Regions from separate parts of the Mus musculus genome. Here all the other regions are linked to region 3. Evidence: chromatin loops called from intact Hi-C (ENCODE). Cell type or tissue: heart. All regions are shown on one strand.

Region 1 (5,000 bases), 490 kb before region 3:
GTCTCACCAACTGGGGGCAAACCGTTCAAATATCTGAGTATATGGGGGCCATTCTCGCTCAAAGTACCACAGTAGTTGAGCAGCATGTAGTATACTGGAAATAATTTTAGGGACTTTTCTCAATAATGAAGGGACATTATTATCCCAGTGAATAAGCTTCATGCTCTGTCTGTTACTCAGTGCCTGGTATATCCTATAGCTTCTGGCCCATGATTACTAAATTCAAAAACCTCTAGTCAATATTGGAGAAATTGTTTTGTTTCTCTTTTCCATTAGTGATAGTTTTTGTTTGTGCTTTCTGTTTATTTGTGGAGATTTTTTTTTGAGATAGTGTTTGGGTAGAATGTAATTATAAACAAAGAGGGGAAGGACTCCTTTATGCTCCATGATCAATGTCAGCAGTCATAAAAGTTCTGAATCAGAATGATTTGGGGCAGAACAGGAACCAGAGTAATTCTAAAGAGTTCTAATCCTTGGCGTGTCTGAATGAACCATGATGCCAGTGATAGAGATAAGGGAATTGATGGTATTATTGCCACTGTTTGTTAGACATATATGTACCATATCTCAGACAAACATTAACTCAACTCTCCTCATGGCTTACAATAGGCATGGTGATTTTCTTTTTATAGGTACTTTATATATGGTTTGCACAGACTTACATGCTTAAGTCATATTTGATCAGAGTTTTGTCTTTGTAAAGTATTACGTTTGTAACTCTTAAAAGACTGGTTATGGTTGTTTTTACAGTCAGCGTGATCCTGGACCCCAGCACAGCCCACCTTGACCTAGCTCTGACTAAAGGTGGAAGATTAGTGACTTACAAAAGATGCCCCAGGGATCTTCAGGCAAGATCTTCAGCCAAGAGGTTTTATGGTTTACCCTGTGTCCTGGGCTGTGAGGGCTTTACTTCGGGGAGATATTACTTTGAAGTCTCTGTTGAGAATGCAACCAGTTGGGATTTGGGAGTCTGTGTAGAGAATGTGCACAGGGGCTTTAACATGAAGAAGGAGCCTGAGTCTGGATTCTGGACCATCAAGATGTCTGAAGAGGACGGCCTTGAAGCTCTTACTTCTACCCCTACTCCTCCCCTTCATCTGATTGAAAAGCCCCAGATTCTGGGAGTTTTCCTAGACTATGAGGCTGGAGCTGTATCGTTTTACAGTGTAACTACTGGCTCTCATATCTTCACCTTCCCTAAGGCTTCCTTCCAGGATACTCTGAGGCCCTTTTTCCAGGTTTATCAATATTCTCCTTTGTTCCTGCCTGCCATAAATAATCAATGAAAGAAGTAAGTCCCTATGCCTTAAGTAGCCTCATAGAAAACCCATAAATATCACAAGGCAGAAACTTTATCTTCACTGCTATCCCAATTCTTTTAGTGAACTTTCAATAAATATGCATTGAATTAATAACCCTTTCAAATGTGTTGAATATTGAATGACTCAAAACATATTGCACGATCCCTGTGTTTGAAGGTAATTATTGTTTTCTGTTTATAGTGGGCACAGCTGTGAGGGATGTTTTTCTAAATTAAATCATTAAAAGTTGAAAGACCACTTTTATCTCTTTTGCAAACTTTTAAAAAAGATTTATTTATTTTTATATATTTGAATACACTGTCACTGTCTTCAGACACACCAGAAGAGGGCATCAGATCCCATTACAAATGTTTGTGAGCCACCATGTGGGTGCTAGGAATTGAACTCGGGACCTCTGGAAGAGCAGCCATTGCTTTTAACCACTGAGCCATCTCTCCAGAAGAAGATCCACTTTGGGCCACATCTGCTGGAAGCCTATATAAAGGACATGGTAGGGAAAGTTCTCTCTCTCTCTCTCTCTCTCTCTCTCTCTCTCTCTCTCTCTCTCTCCCTGCTTGTCTCAGGTCTCTCTGGCATGTCCATTCTTTCCCTGGCAGTTGAGCCTACTTCTTCTAGATTTCAATGTATACTGAAGAACAACTGAGATATTCAGCTTCGTGTATTGAACAATTCTGGATTTTTGGACTTTCTTTTGGTTGGCAATCATAGTTGACTAGCTGGGCCACAGCCTATAAGCCATACTAATAAAGAAATCATACGTGTGTGTTGTGTGTGTGTGTGTGTGTGTGTGTGTACACATACATACATACATCATACATACATACGTACATATGTACATACATACATACATACATACATACGTATGTATGTACATACATAGTGGTTGTTGATATCCATGCTTTATTCCTATTTTGGAAAAGAGGCATGGAGATTGAAAAAGAATTTTATACCATTTTCTTGTACAATTAAAAATACACTTTGGATGAATTTTTAGAATCTATTTTTCAGTTTCCTAGAGAATTCAATAACCATGTTTCTCCATTTTTATTCCATCTTTCTTTCATAGTTTTCATAATCTACACCAGAGGCACATAAGAGAAAGCAAGCTTTGTGTGGTTCACCATGCTGTTAGCTAACATGCTGACCAGTAGGTGGCAGTCTTGTATTTTTGGTGGCTGTGATAACACAGCTTTGGCTTTAATAAAATGTAAATACTTCTTGGTCCAAGATCAAATAAAGGTAAAAGTCATCTTGTTCTTACAAAAGATTTTAAACAATTTAAGCCAGCGATGTTTTTGGTGTTTTTCTTTGTTGTTGCTTTTTGGTTTTCTTCGAGATAGGGTCTCACTCTGGCCTGGAACTAGCTTTGTAGACCAAGCTGGCTGTGTGAACTCATAGAGCTCCATGGACCTGACTCCACCCCGAGTGCTGGGATTAAAGGCATGCAACAACACACTTGGCAATAATATTAATTTTCATTCAGAACAACAAAATTCTTTCTCCCCCCCTCCAAAGCCCCCCAACTTAGATAAGATCTGATTAGATAAGCTATCTTGGAGTTCACTATGTAGCCCAGGCTGGCTGCAAACTTATGGAAATCCTCCTGCCTCAGCATCTCAAGTGCTGAGTGTTGAGATTATAGGTATGAACTACCATGCATAATTATGACTTTATTGACTGGTTGATCGATTTTAGTTTTTAGAGACAGTATCTCAGGTTGTCCAAGTTGACACTCACTATGTAGCAGATAATAACCTTGAACTTTTGATTGTTTGCATCCACCTCTTGCGTGCTGGAAATACAGGGGGCATCACTACATCCAATGTTTGTGATTCTGGTGGTCAAGTAGGGAGGCTCATACATGCTCAGCAGACATTCTACCAACTAAGTTATAATATATCCCTGGCTCCCTTGGTGGGTTTAAATGTCACCTCATGGGAGCCTTGCTTCTTATTTAATTCCTATGAATTTCATTTGCTTTAGCAAGTCATCAACCTCATTAGAGTCAGGTTTTATCACCCCATCAAGACTCCTTGGCAGGTCAGCTCTTAACTGTTTTGAACTATCATTCAGATTTCTTCTATAACTATTTTGGGTCCTTAGTGGCATTCTACCCATAGTTCATTTCTTAAGGACTGTGGCTGTTTAGGGTGAGAGTTGGGAGCCAGACAGCCCTCTATCTCCAAGTAGGCAGAGAAATACAGATAGGCTTGGGGTATGTGTGTGTGTGTAGAAAGACAGAGGCAGAAACACACAGAGAGACAGAGAGAGATGGCTGTAATTTTTTTCTCTTTTTCTTTTTCTCTTTCATTCTAATTCTCAAGCAACCACATCCCTAAAATTTTAGTATTTTAGTGATAAGACATCTAAAGTCAGGGAAACTGTGATTTCAAGATGTGTGTTGAATGTTGGGTTTTGTGTGTGTGTGTGTGTGTGTGTGTGTGTGTGTGTGTGTGTGTGTTTGGTCTCTGTGCTCTTCTGCTCGGCTTTGGTCAAACACATAGGCCTGGGAAGCTGTAGCAGCATGAAGTTAATTAAATCCATGACCAAGGCAACTCATAAAAAAAGGTGTTTAATTTGGGGCTCATGGTCCTAGAGGGTTGGAATCCATATTTGGTATCCTGGGAACATTTTAACAGACAGGTAGTATTATGTATTTATTTTTTATTTCGCTTCAGCCTGGAGCAGTAGCTGTGAGCTTGCATATTGAGACAATAACCAAGTAGCAGAAAGAGAGCCAACTGGAAGAGCTTGGGCTTTTAAAACCTCAAAGCCCACCCCCGGTGACACACCTCCTCCAATAATACCACACCTCCTAATCCTTCTAAAATAGTTTCACCAAGCATTCAAACATATGAGCCTATAAGGACCATTATCATTCAAACCACCAAAGAGAAAAAGAAAACACACCCACATACTTCTGTGCTCATCTGTGGATGGTGAGCTTCCTTAAGTCCAGAAGAGGGAATAATGAAACCAAAAAAGAATGAATGGTCCCTTACTCCAATCCAGGTAGTTCTTCAGATCCGGCTCTTCTCCCACTGTCTTCCTAACACCATATTTAGTCCCCAGCAGACACTCTGCTTCATCTCCAAGGTGTATTGGTGGCAGAAGTCAATGGGGCTTCACAGGCCATGTGCTGCTCTTTCCTTACCAGGACTCTTAGTTTTATGGAGGTCTTCATAAGAGAAGACTGCTCAGACATGGGGTGAGCCAACAGAAAGTCCTTTATTAGCCAGCCAGCAACTACATTAGATGTTTGGGATTCCAGTATAGACCTGAGCCTTCTCCAAGGTGGGCTTGTAAGCACAAAAAACATGTCCTGGGTTGACATACTTCAGTTGACAAGAACAGTTAGCCAGAAGTGGAACTGCAGAGGCCAAAAAGCAAGGTTAGTACATTTAAAGGGTTTTTTCCTACAACTATGGACATTGATGGATTAGGCCTTTGTGTTCCTTTTGGCAGTTGGTGCTGTCTATGTGTTGAGTTTTATAACCTGAATGGTACTTTTATTATGGAGTCAGATGTGCTAAGGCCTGGGGGCTCTGTTACATTCACCACTGGTCTTAGTGAATAAGTCAAATTGTGGACTCATTCTGCCCTAAAGAGGTGTCGTTGGTCCTAAGGACCATTAATTTTACTGGCCTGATACATACATATAGTTTAAGGTGCAGGGAC
Region 2 (5,000 bases), 170 kb before region 3:
TCTCACCATGCTGTCTGCCAGACTTGACATTCTCTAACTACACTCTACTGAGGAATCTGAAGCATGTTTTTGATATGTAAAGGCTCATCTCTCCCCCTCCCTATCTTGTTTTGCTTGCTTGTTTGAGACAGAGTCCTATGTAATCAAGGCTGTTCTCAAATGCACTATGTGAGTTGAGGATCACCTTGAACTCCCAACTCTCTTGCCTCTGCTAACTGAGATTATGCACATGTGCTTCCAAATGGGAGACTCTTGAAGTAATGGACCCAAAGTATTTAGAAACATATTGGCATATTTTCAAGGCAAAGAATAGAATAAAGCATGCCACCAAACTGAGTTTTCTAAATAAGTCAAGTTATTCCCTTGAATATATAAGATTTTTAAAAGACTGGCTAGGAAATATGGAGAAGGCACTGTTATTAGGCAGTACCCCAGACCATTAAAGAGTATAACAGACACAATGCAATTGATGCCATGAGCTCATGATCCTACACGAGGATTGAACTGGACTAACGCACATGATGGCTATGAACGCTGCACCTGAGGGGAGTCAAGTGCCTCTCATCACTCTCTCCCTGCAACATGAACAATGTTTATGAATCCTTACTGCTTCTAATGTACTGTGTCAGCAAGCATAACTCTAGAGGGAGAACTAAGTTGCTGTACTTAGCCCTCACCTCCTACAAATTACAGACACAAACTCCAGGGTGACCATTCTTCTTTGCACTTGAGGCTGTTCATATGAACTTCTAGCCTCACCATTGAGAAGAAGCTGTAGACAGAGTACCTGTCCACGCATGTGAAACCACACACTATCACAGAGCTCAGATAAGCAGGCTAGTTAGAGACAAGCCCCTTAAAGCTTGCATTGCAGCACAAATCTTAAACTTTCAAGCCCTCAAACTTACAGCTATGATTTAAGACTCATTTAAGATTTATCTTTCGTATGTAACATTGACTTTCCAAGTCAGCTACAGAGGTCTACAAACCTGTAATCCCAGCTCTAGGGAGGCGGAGGCAGGAAGATTGGCATGAGTTTGAAGCCAGGCTGTAGTGTGAGGTTCTGTCTCAAACAACAACAACAACAACTCCTCTGTTCATTAATCACTCTGTGTTCCTCACAACTCTTCTCAGAAGAAGAGACTCTAAGGCCGCAGTGGTAGCAGGGGACAGCCATACCTGTGAGAGAAGACAGATCTGGAGAGATTGAGCACAGCGAGACACTGAAGGCAACCCCGGAGGAGAGCGCTACACACCTGAGGAAGAAATGGGACATTAGCGCTTTTGCACAATTCTAGGTCCATGAAAACATTTCACTAAAGAGAAAGGCCTCCACCCCATCAAAAGAGGCATTCCGAGAGGCAGAGTAGAAAGAGGCATTACCATCTCCAGAGAACATTCTGTATTAGATAGATCCAGATGAACAATGGTGTTGGGCTGGGCCAAAAAATTGTACATGTGCTGCAAAGGAACAAAAAGTAAGTGAAGGTTAGGTTCTAGAGAGACACAGGCAAGTCTGGGCTTCAAAACCCAGTCACTCGCATGCCCCGGACCTTCTCGGCTGTTTCTCAGAAAGGTTTGCCGATGTTTCTGTTATTCTATCTCCTTCTCTAGGAGCAAAAACCCAAAGGCTGCTTAAAGTAAAGTTACACAGGCAAATAAATATGGCCAAGAGGAGAGTCACTGCAATACACCCCCCTTTACACACGGCTTTGATTTCTTGACCAGTTCGATTTTTATTCTGTAATTTGAGCATTGTTAGTTAACTTTAACTCTTGAGTCTAAAATACCCTGTGAATTGCAGTCACCCTATCAAGACCTAAGTCACTGCTGAGAAAAGTGCTATTTGAATTTGAGCCACAGATGGTCTCAGGCTGTGTTCTCTTCTCCCCAACATAATAATGTTTTCTTTATCTTTAGAGACTTCTAAAATCTAACAGGATCGTCCTGAGCAAAGTATTAGGAAAACAAAGCCAAAAGGACTCAAACTTCAAGTGCTGCGTAAGTATATTCGTCTGGGGTCACAATGCCTAAAAGTTCCGAACCCCCACAACCCTGCATGGAAACAATGAAATAAATCCCTCTGATGTCCGTTAATTTCCCCAGTGTGAACAAGAGCCCGAGCTCTCCAATGGCACAGTCCAAGTTCCCTGCCCCAGATGGCTACCTTCACTGGGTGCCACCAGTTACTTAAAAGAACATGCACGCCTATGCTGACAGAGCCTCATTCCTCAGTCAACACTCATGAAATGCTACACTGTGACTCTATGGTACTTCAGAAAATTCCTCGCCAGCAAGGAATTCGAAAGAACATAAAACTGGCCCGCAGATACTTTGGAGTAACCAGGGGCCCAGGACTGATTTCTGGGATAGCAGAAACACGCTGCCTTCATTTACACAGAATCCCTCAGGCTCTGGGTCCATGACCTTCCTTAAGGCATTTTATTTTGCTGTGGTTTTGCTTCCTTCCACCAGCAGGGGGAACTCTTCCTGAGGTAGTGAGGATGCTCTTTGCCTGTGGCTGTCCCAGAAAGCACAAGGCCAGGTGAGTGTGTGCACCTGCTGAGGACTTTCGAGCCTTGGTGTTGTGTCCTTGGCTAGGAGCCCATGTTCACTCAGCCCCCACTGCACTCCACTGTACCCAGAGGTGACCGGAACAAGCTGTACCTTCTGACCAGGAAGTGTGGAGACTGTTATTCCAGTCTTATTACTTAATCTCTGCCTCTTTTTTATTTGCCTTTGCTTTTGTTTCATTTATTTTATTTTAAAATATTTACTTATTTATTTTATGAGTATGCAGATGAGCATATGTATGTGCACCATATCCATACACACAGGAACCCACAGAGATCAGAAGAGGGCATCAGAGCCCCCGGAACTAGTGTTATAGGTTCTTGTGAGCTGCCGTGTGTGTGCAAACCTATATCCTCTGCTAAACTAGTAAGCACACGTAACCCTTGAGCCATCTCTCCAGCCCCTATTTTATGTTGTGAGACTGGGTCTTATTCTGTAACTCAGGTTTGCCTGGATCTCACTTTGTAGCCCAGGCTGACCTCGAGCTCATGGCTATCCTCCTGTCTCCGCCTCTTGAGTACTAGGAATGTACCGTATCCCACCTCATGTAAGCTGTGGTCTTTCCCATGGAGCTTCTTGCTCTATCTTGGGAGGAAGTGGGCTTAAGGATTATCAGTGACATGAACACTAGAGATGAAAAATGGGAAGTCAAGAGACAGCAGGAAACAAGCTCTGTTCATTGACTTCAAATGTGTGTGTGTGGGGAGTGACTTTAATAAACACACACACACACACACACACACACACACACACAAAGCTTTACTGACCCTGCCTTATAGGTAAAGTAAAACAAAATAAATGAGAATAAATTCCAACGTTTCTCATCTCTGTGAAGTAGTCATTGTGGTTTGAATAGGTGTGGACCCTCATACACTCAATGTTTGAGTGCTTGGCTCCTGCAGAGTGGCACTATTAAGAGGTGTGGCCTTGTTGGAGTAGGTGTGGCCTTGTTGGAGAAAGTGTGAGACTGTGGGGGCAGGCTTTGAGATCTCACATGATCAAGCTTTGGCCAATATGAAACAGTCACCTGCTGCCTGCAGATCATGATGTAGAACTCTCAACTCCTTGTCCAGTACCATGTTTACTTGTACAAAACCATGTTTTATGCCTTGATGATAAAGGACTAAACCTCAGAAACTGTAAGCCAACCTGAATTAAATGTCTTCCTTTATAAGAGTTGCTGTGGTCACGGCGTCTAGTCACAGCAATTGAAACACTAAGACAGAAGTATACAAATAAAGTCCCTTTCCAAATGCCCACTATCTGCATGCCCTGTTATCAAAGGGAGATTTCTCCTAAACTGTGACTGCATAAACTATAAACTGCATAGTGACCAGAAGGGACAATTTACCACAGAATGAGTTCATAACTAACCCCCCACAACACGAGGTTCTATCAGACATTTATATTGCTATTCATGGACATAAAACATCATGTTAAAATTGAGGGGATTGTTTTTAAATTTATTTTACATATGAGTGCTCTATCTGCATGTATACCTGGATTCCAGAAGGGGGCACAGATCCCAGTATAGATGTTATGAGCCACCATGTGATTACTGGGAATTGAGCTCAGGACCTCTGGAAGAGCAGACAGTGCTCTTAACTGTTGAACCATCTCTCCAGGCCCCAGAGTCAATCAATCAATCAATCAATCAATCAATCAATCAATCTCTGTCTCTCTGTCTCTCATTCTTTTTCTCTTTCTCTCTCTCTACATACCTATTTTGCTTTCACAACCAAACTCTCATGAGTAGCTCCCGATTACTCTTATCTTATTTATGGACTAGTCTATGACTGGGGTTATCCTAATGGCCTCTTTTAACAGCAACATAAATAAACAAACAAGAAAATACAAACATAAGAAAAAGAAAAGATTGAGGCTCGGACCCTCAATCTCAGCACTCACTGGAGAGAATGAATTAGGACAGGTACTGTGAGCTGGAGGCCAGCCTGGCTGACTCCACAGTGGGCTCCAGGCCGACGCATTCTCTCAAAACAAACAGCACCTGCATCCCAACAACACTATTTAATGATGAAATAGCGTTTCCAAAAAGGATTTGAACCTCAGCATCATTAAGTGAGAAAACAACTTAATTATGGTGACAGACAGATTCAATTAAAGCAGCCTGTGGAGTTTTCCCGACACTTCACTAGCATTTAATGTGATTGTAGAGGATGGTAGAGGAACGGGCTGGGACAGCAGGGTTAGAAATGATGGCAGGCTTTCTGAAATGGCCGCTCTAGGGGCTGGACGAGTGGAAACCTTACCGAGAGGTCATCTCCGCGGAGGGCATTCCCTGAGAGGTCCAGGTGGGTGAGGGTAGAGGCAGTCAGAGGGTTGGCACTGAGGGACTGACAAAGGCTGTTCACCCCTGTAACGAGAGAAACCATCAAAGCTCAGCGTCCACTCTCAGAAACAAATGA
Region 3 (5,000 bases):
TCTGTTGTTTGTTGAGACATAGGTCTCTCTATGTAGTCTTGGCTGGCCTAGAAGTCAGTATGTAGACCATGCTAGCCTTGAGCTCACAGAGGTTCCCCTAGCTTCTGCCTCTCCAGTGCTAGGACTAAAAGCCTGGGCCACTGTCACACACACACACACACACACACACACACACACCCTCTGATTTCTGTATTTAAAACTATTCCATAAAAGCCTAAGGGCAGCGCACACATGTAAACCAGCATTCAGGAGACTGAGGCAGGAGGGAGAGTGAGAATAGCTTAAGGTCAGACTCATCTAGTGAGTCGGCACCTATCTTGGGCTACAAGAATCCTTGTCTTTAAAACAAAAAACAAAACAACAACAAAACCTTTAATAGAAAGATATGTCATACACAGCTTACAGGCCTTAAAGGAGAAGTTTAGGAAAAGGCAGCGAGGCCTTTGCAGTCTGTTTTAACTGATCAGCTAAAATGCTTGTGAGCTCCTGGAACCAGCAACATCGGTGAACCCCACCACCACCAAAGCCTAACCAGACAACACAGAGGCCTAGGAAAATGCTATTAGACAAACCACAGAAGGGCAATGAAGAGAATACACCAAATGGTTAGCTGGAGAAGGGTCCTTCGAGCCACCATCCTTCCAAAATCACCAATATACAATACTGACTCAACACAAAAGTTCCTTTCAAAAGAGGGGTCAAATTCACCTTTTAAACATACTTAAGTACTGAGAACCGCTGATAAACAGCAGCATCTTTTTATTTCACCGTTTACACTTTATCTGGAGTCCAAATCACCTAAACTTCAGGTCCCAGGACAATGCTACATGATTTTCTAGAAATCTGCCACCCTTGGAGGCATCTTTGGAGCCTCCAGCGTTAGTTTCGTGTTCAGGCAGGGTGTTGGAAACACCCAGAACCGGATGGGCCACTCGATAATGTCTCAGAAAGAGTCTCGAAATTGAGGAGACAAAGTAGGGGGTGTGCACAAATACCTTACTTCGTGTGTGTGTGTGTGTGTGTGTGTGTGTGTGTTGGCATGTTTTCAGTTCAACAAAGGCAGAGTTCCATACAAAACGGGCAACAGCTTCTTCCCGCCAAGTTTTACCTGCAGAGTGAGCAGCTTTGCGGGGGCACACCATGCCCTCTCAAGTATCAATGCTGGGTGGACAGCAGAGGGGCAAATTCCAGACTATGGTGAATCGGTGAGAACGTTCCCTCCTTGTCAGCGCCCAGGGAATCCAGGGAACATCAAGTGTGTGCCCAGTATTCCTCAGGGAATACCAGTCACTGGAGCTCAAAGTACGTCCATAAAGTCATATTCACCTTAGTGCAAGTCAACGCACTCCACACGAGCATAAGCGCTGGTTTCCAGCGCTCCTAGCCCATTTGTCTTCTGCCATTTAACCTTTCCAGATAAAGCTAAGCTCCAGGACTTAAATTCCAAGCAATGCTCTCTCTGCCCTCTGCTCCAAAAGAAGACACCCCCTCCCCCAATAAGGGCCTCAAGCAAACCAGTCACCTGGCACAGGGTAACACACGTGTTCCCAAAGAGACTGAAGGTGGTCGGCAGGTTAATCATTATTAAAATGAGGCGTTTATCATTAACCCTCCATTTCCTGGACTGAGAAGGCATCGGCCGGGTAACCCTCTAGCTTCCAACTCAATCCTCAAAGCCACGCCTTGTCAGGCTGGGTCCTGACGCTGGACGGGCGCCTCCATCCCTGAGGCCGTCAGTAAGAGGGGCAGCCCCAAACGGGAATTTCCTGGAGGGTGCCTGACATGAGCCCGAGGGAACCTACAGTCGCCAGGCATCCTCCTTGCTAGGCTTTACCAGACTTTCCAGAGTTTGGGACCAGGGAGTTGGCCACTGGAAGGGACGCCCCTCCAGCTCCATCTTCCGCCAACCTGACTCACCTGGTGGGGCTGAGCAGGGAGATCTGCGTGGAGTCCCCCAGGGCTCCAGATTCCTCTCCACTCCTTCTTCTCTCTCTGCACCCAGTTCCTGCGGCCATCGGGCCAGCAAACTTCTAGCCTCTCCCCCCACCCCGCCCCCTCCCCCGGCGACCCTGCCCCACGCCACTTGCGCAGGAGAGCGCGGAGACTGCGAGAGGACGGAGATGGGAAGGGAGGCGGAAAGGAGGTGTGCGCAGAGAAAGATGGCCAGTCGGCCCCCGCGCCAAGCTTACCCATTAACTCCCGGGGGACATCGGAGCTCTCGTCGGTCATGGTTGCCCCACTGGGCGCGGGGAGATCCCGGGTCCCACTCTCTGACTCTCGGCCCCGCGCCCTTCTTCAGACCCTTTAATGTTTCCGCGAGGAAGCCGCAGCTTGCAAGGAAAGAGTGGGCCGGCCGGAGCAGCGGGGCGTTGATCCAAGGTTGCCGCGCGCCCGCAGTACCAAAAAAAAAAAAAAAAAAAAAAAAAAAAAATCCTAAGAGTTGAAAATCCGAGCTGGCTCTGCGGCCGTCGCTACATGCCTCCCTCTCGGCTCGCTGCTTCAGGGGCCGAACGCAAGGCGGCTGCAACACCGGCTTCTTCCCGGGCGGGCGCCGCGCAGCCCGGCCTCTGCGCCGCACCTTGGGCGTAGGTGAAGCGGAAGGCGAGGGTTGGGCCGCCTGGCTGGTCTCGGCCTCCTGCGGGCTGGGCTGGGCAGGGGCGGGCCGGCTCTGCTCTCCTCCTTCCCCTTCTCCCGCTCCTCCTCCTCTCCTTCACCCTCTCCTGCTCCTCCTCCTGGTCCCCCTGCGTCTCCTCCCCGCCTCGCGAGAGCGGCCTCCGCACGGGTCCCCGGCCGGCCTCCGGGCCTGGGCGCACGGTGCCCGGCGCGGGGCACAGCCCGGGGACCGACGCGGTGCTTGGCTGCGGTGGCTGCTGCCTTGACTGCTGCGGCGGCGCCGGGCTCGGCGCCCCTCCTCGCAGCCTCGCTTCGGTGCAGCAGACGCTTGCGTCTGGAGAGGGATAGACCGTGCAGTTGAGAGAGCCCGAGAGCCATCTGCTGGCTGCCAGCGTGGAGGGCCCGGGCTGCGCGAGGGTTTATCCCCCAAATCCAGGCAGGCCAATGGACCCTGAGGCTCAGAGCTGCAGAGCCCCCAGCGCGGAAGCTAGTGCTTTCTGAGATCCTTTCGTGCACTTCTGGATCTCGGGCCCCGCTGAGCCTTGTGTCTTCGCACCCTCATTGTTAATTCCCCATCTATGTTGATTAAGAGCTACATGCAATCAATAGACAACCGTAAGATGGCAAGACAGGGGCCCCTTTGGAAAATGCCTTTTAATGGCGACCCAGTCTCCTTAAGCTTGGGGCAAATCGGAGGACCAGACATGGTTGCCAAAAGCTGGAATATTCCTGCTGCTAAATCTGATTCAATTTTACCCAACCCATCCAACCTTCCCAGAGGAAAGATCTCAGGTTCTGGAGTACTTATGTGCACTTCCATCACCCAAAGAGAATGTCCCTGACTGACCAATCAGGTTCCTGCTTTAAAGGGTTGAAAAGAGGGAGAGGGGAAAAGAGGGGGAAACACTGGCCTCTGGCAGCTTAGGTTCTGTTATTGTAGTTGTATTGGTTGGTGGATGGGTGGGTGGGTTAGTTTTTGAGACAGGGTCTCAATATGTAACCCAGGTTGGCCTGGAACTTGCTAACTAGACCAAGCTTGTCATGTCTACAAAGCAAAGATCTGTCTCCCTCTGCCTTTCAGAGTGCCGGTGTCACAGGGAAACATCTGACTGTTAAGTCTACTATTGGTGGTTTGATTTTTTTTTTCCTTTTTTTTTTTTTTTTTTTTTTAAGTGTCTCACTGGTAGGCTAGGCCACAGTTCTCCTGCCTCGGCCTCCAGGTGCCAGGATCCTGGCATGTGCTATTAGGCTGAGTTGGTAGTCTGGTTTTGAAGACTGCTATGGACCTTGCTTTTCTAAGAACAATGTTTAGTTTCCTCTAGAGTACTGCTGGTTGAGCTCTTTCCTTGGGAAGACTGTAAACAGACACCCTCCTTGCAGGGCTCCAACCACAGAGTTCCGTTTCATCAAAGTCCATCTTGGAGAACCAATGTGGTTACTGGACTTACACAGAACACGGGTGAGGGGTTACTTACTGGAGTGTGGGTGACCCTAAAGCAGTCATGTACCCTTACATGGATGAAGATTTCCTCACAGCTCTACAAATGGAGCCCCACTTTTAACTGGGAGTCCACATTTTATATACACAGCCACAGGCAGTTAGGGCCAAATCACATACCACTGGCTCCGAGTGTAGAAGAGAGCAGCTGGAATCTCACGTAAGGTACTATTGGCTCCCCCATCCCTTCCTTCAACAGTCAAGAGATTTCTTACAAGTATTCTAATGAAAACGGTGCTTGTAGTGCTGGAACCATACCTTCTACAGCAGATAATCTGATGATGGCTTCCCCTTCCCACCTGGTTCACCCCACTCCATCCCTGAATCAGACAGCGAGACTCCATTCTTTTAAATGTACTATTACTGTATGTGCACATAATGGGCCAGTTGGGGGTTTGTGGGGGTCACAGGACAACTTGTGGATTCAGTTTGATCCCTCTGTGGGTTCATCCCAGAGATCAAACTCGGCTTTCTGACAACGGCCTTTACCAGTTGAGCCTTCTCCCAGTCCCCCAGACTCTACTCTCTCCAAGACTCTCTTCAGGTATCTGCTTCTTACTGTTTACAAACCTATCATTTGTGTACCTTCTTCATAAAATTTCTTCAGGGCTTTTCAGATCTCTGAGATTCCTAAGACTGAAACACAACACACTTAAAAGCTCAAACATACGAGGGCCTCCCTTTATTCTTGTGTCTTTGTCCAGTTTTACCATTTAACCCTTGAATCCTGGATTGGGGTAGGGGAAGGGAGAGTTGGTGGTTTCCTAACTAAACAGTAGGCACTTTGAAGGCAGGAAATGTAGAAAACATCTGTGTGCTGTTGGAGATTGAACCCAGGGCCTCTTGCACACTGCCGGAGGAGCCTCTGCCTCAATGACCTGGATAAGGC

What was found. A loop is a pair of places that touch in the nucleus more often than their neighbours do. Peaks named below come from ENCODE experiments on the same cell type or tissue, not always from the same donor. Only the 100,000 strongest peaks of a DNase experiment are listed, where the experiment ranks them.
Region 1: it touches region 3 in a loop (5-fold over the local background); 17 of 42 quality-filtered maps call a loop at or near these places.
Region 2: a loop joins it to region 3, with 7 times the contacts of the local background. A loop is called at or near these places in 24 of 42 quality-filtered maps.

The regions. Positions count from the first base shown.
Region 1 is chr13:23,790,210-23,795,209 of GRCm38, forward strand. Trim38 (tripartite motif-containing 38) reads left to right here. Exons shown (of 6, transcript NM_001029935.2): 6 at 751-1,319. The coding sequence ends at 1,286. Gm11337 (a long non-coding RNA gene) reads right to left here. Exons shown (of 3, transcript XR_873174.1): 3 at 4,193-4,692. Among named protein-coding and RNA genes, the nearest start is that of Trim38, 10 kb to the left of the region's middle. In heart, a CTCF peak has its summit at 2,468 (motif pointing right); no DNase peak of the experiment used is centred here; H3K27me3 peaks cover 236 bases.
Region 2 is chr13:24,110,631-24,115,630 of GRCm38, forward strand. Carmil1 (capping protein regulator and myosin 1 linker 1) reads right to left here. Exons shown (of 38, transcript NM_026825.3): 13 at 4,845-4,948; 14 at 1,384-1,461; 15 at 1,180-1,256. Among named protein-coding and RNA genes, the nearest start is that of Gm33573, 67 kb to the right of the region's middle. In heart, a CTCF peak has its summit at 2,467 (motif pointing right); a DNase peak (open chromatin) is centred at 2,471; H3K27me3 peaks cover 2,714 bases.
Region 3 is chr13:24,278,372-24,283,371 of GRCm38, forward strand. Carmil1 (capping protein regulator and myosin 1 linker 1) reads right to left here and starts at 2,419. Exons shown (of 38, transcript NM_026825.3): 1 at 2,190-2,419. The coding sequence starts at 2,229. In heart, a CTCF peak has its summit at 2,998 (motif pointing left); DNase peaks (open chromatin) are centred at 2,180 and 2,710; H3K4me3 peaks cover 2,180 bases; H3K27ac peaks cover 1,503 bases; H3K27me3 peaks cover 3,070 bases.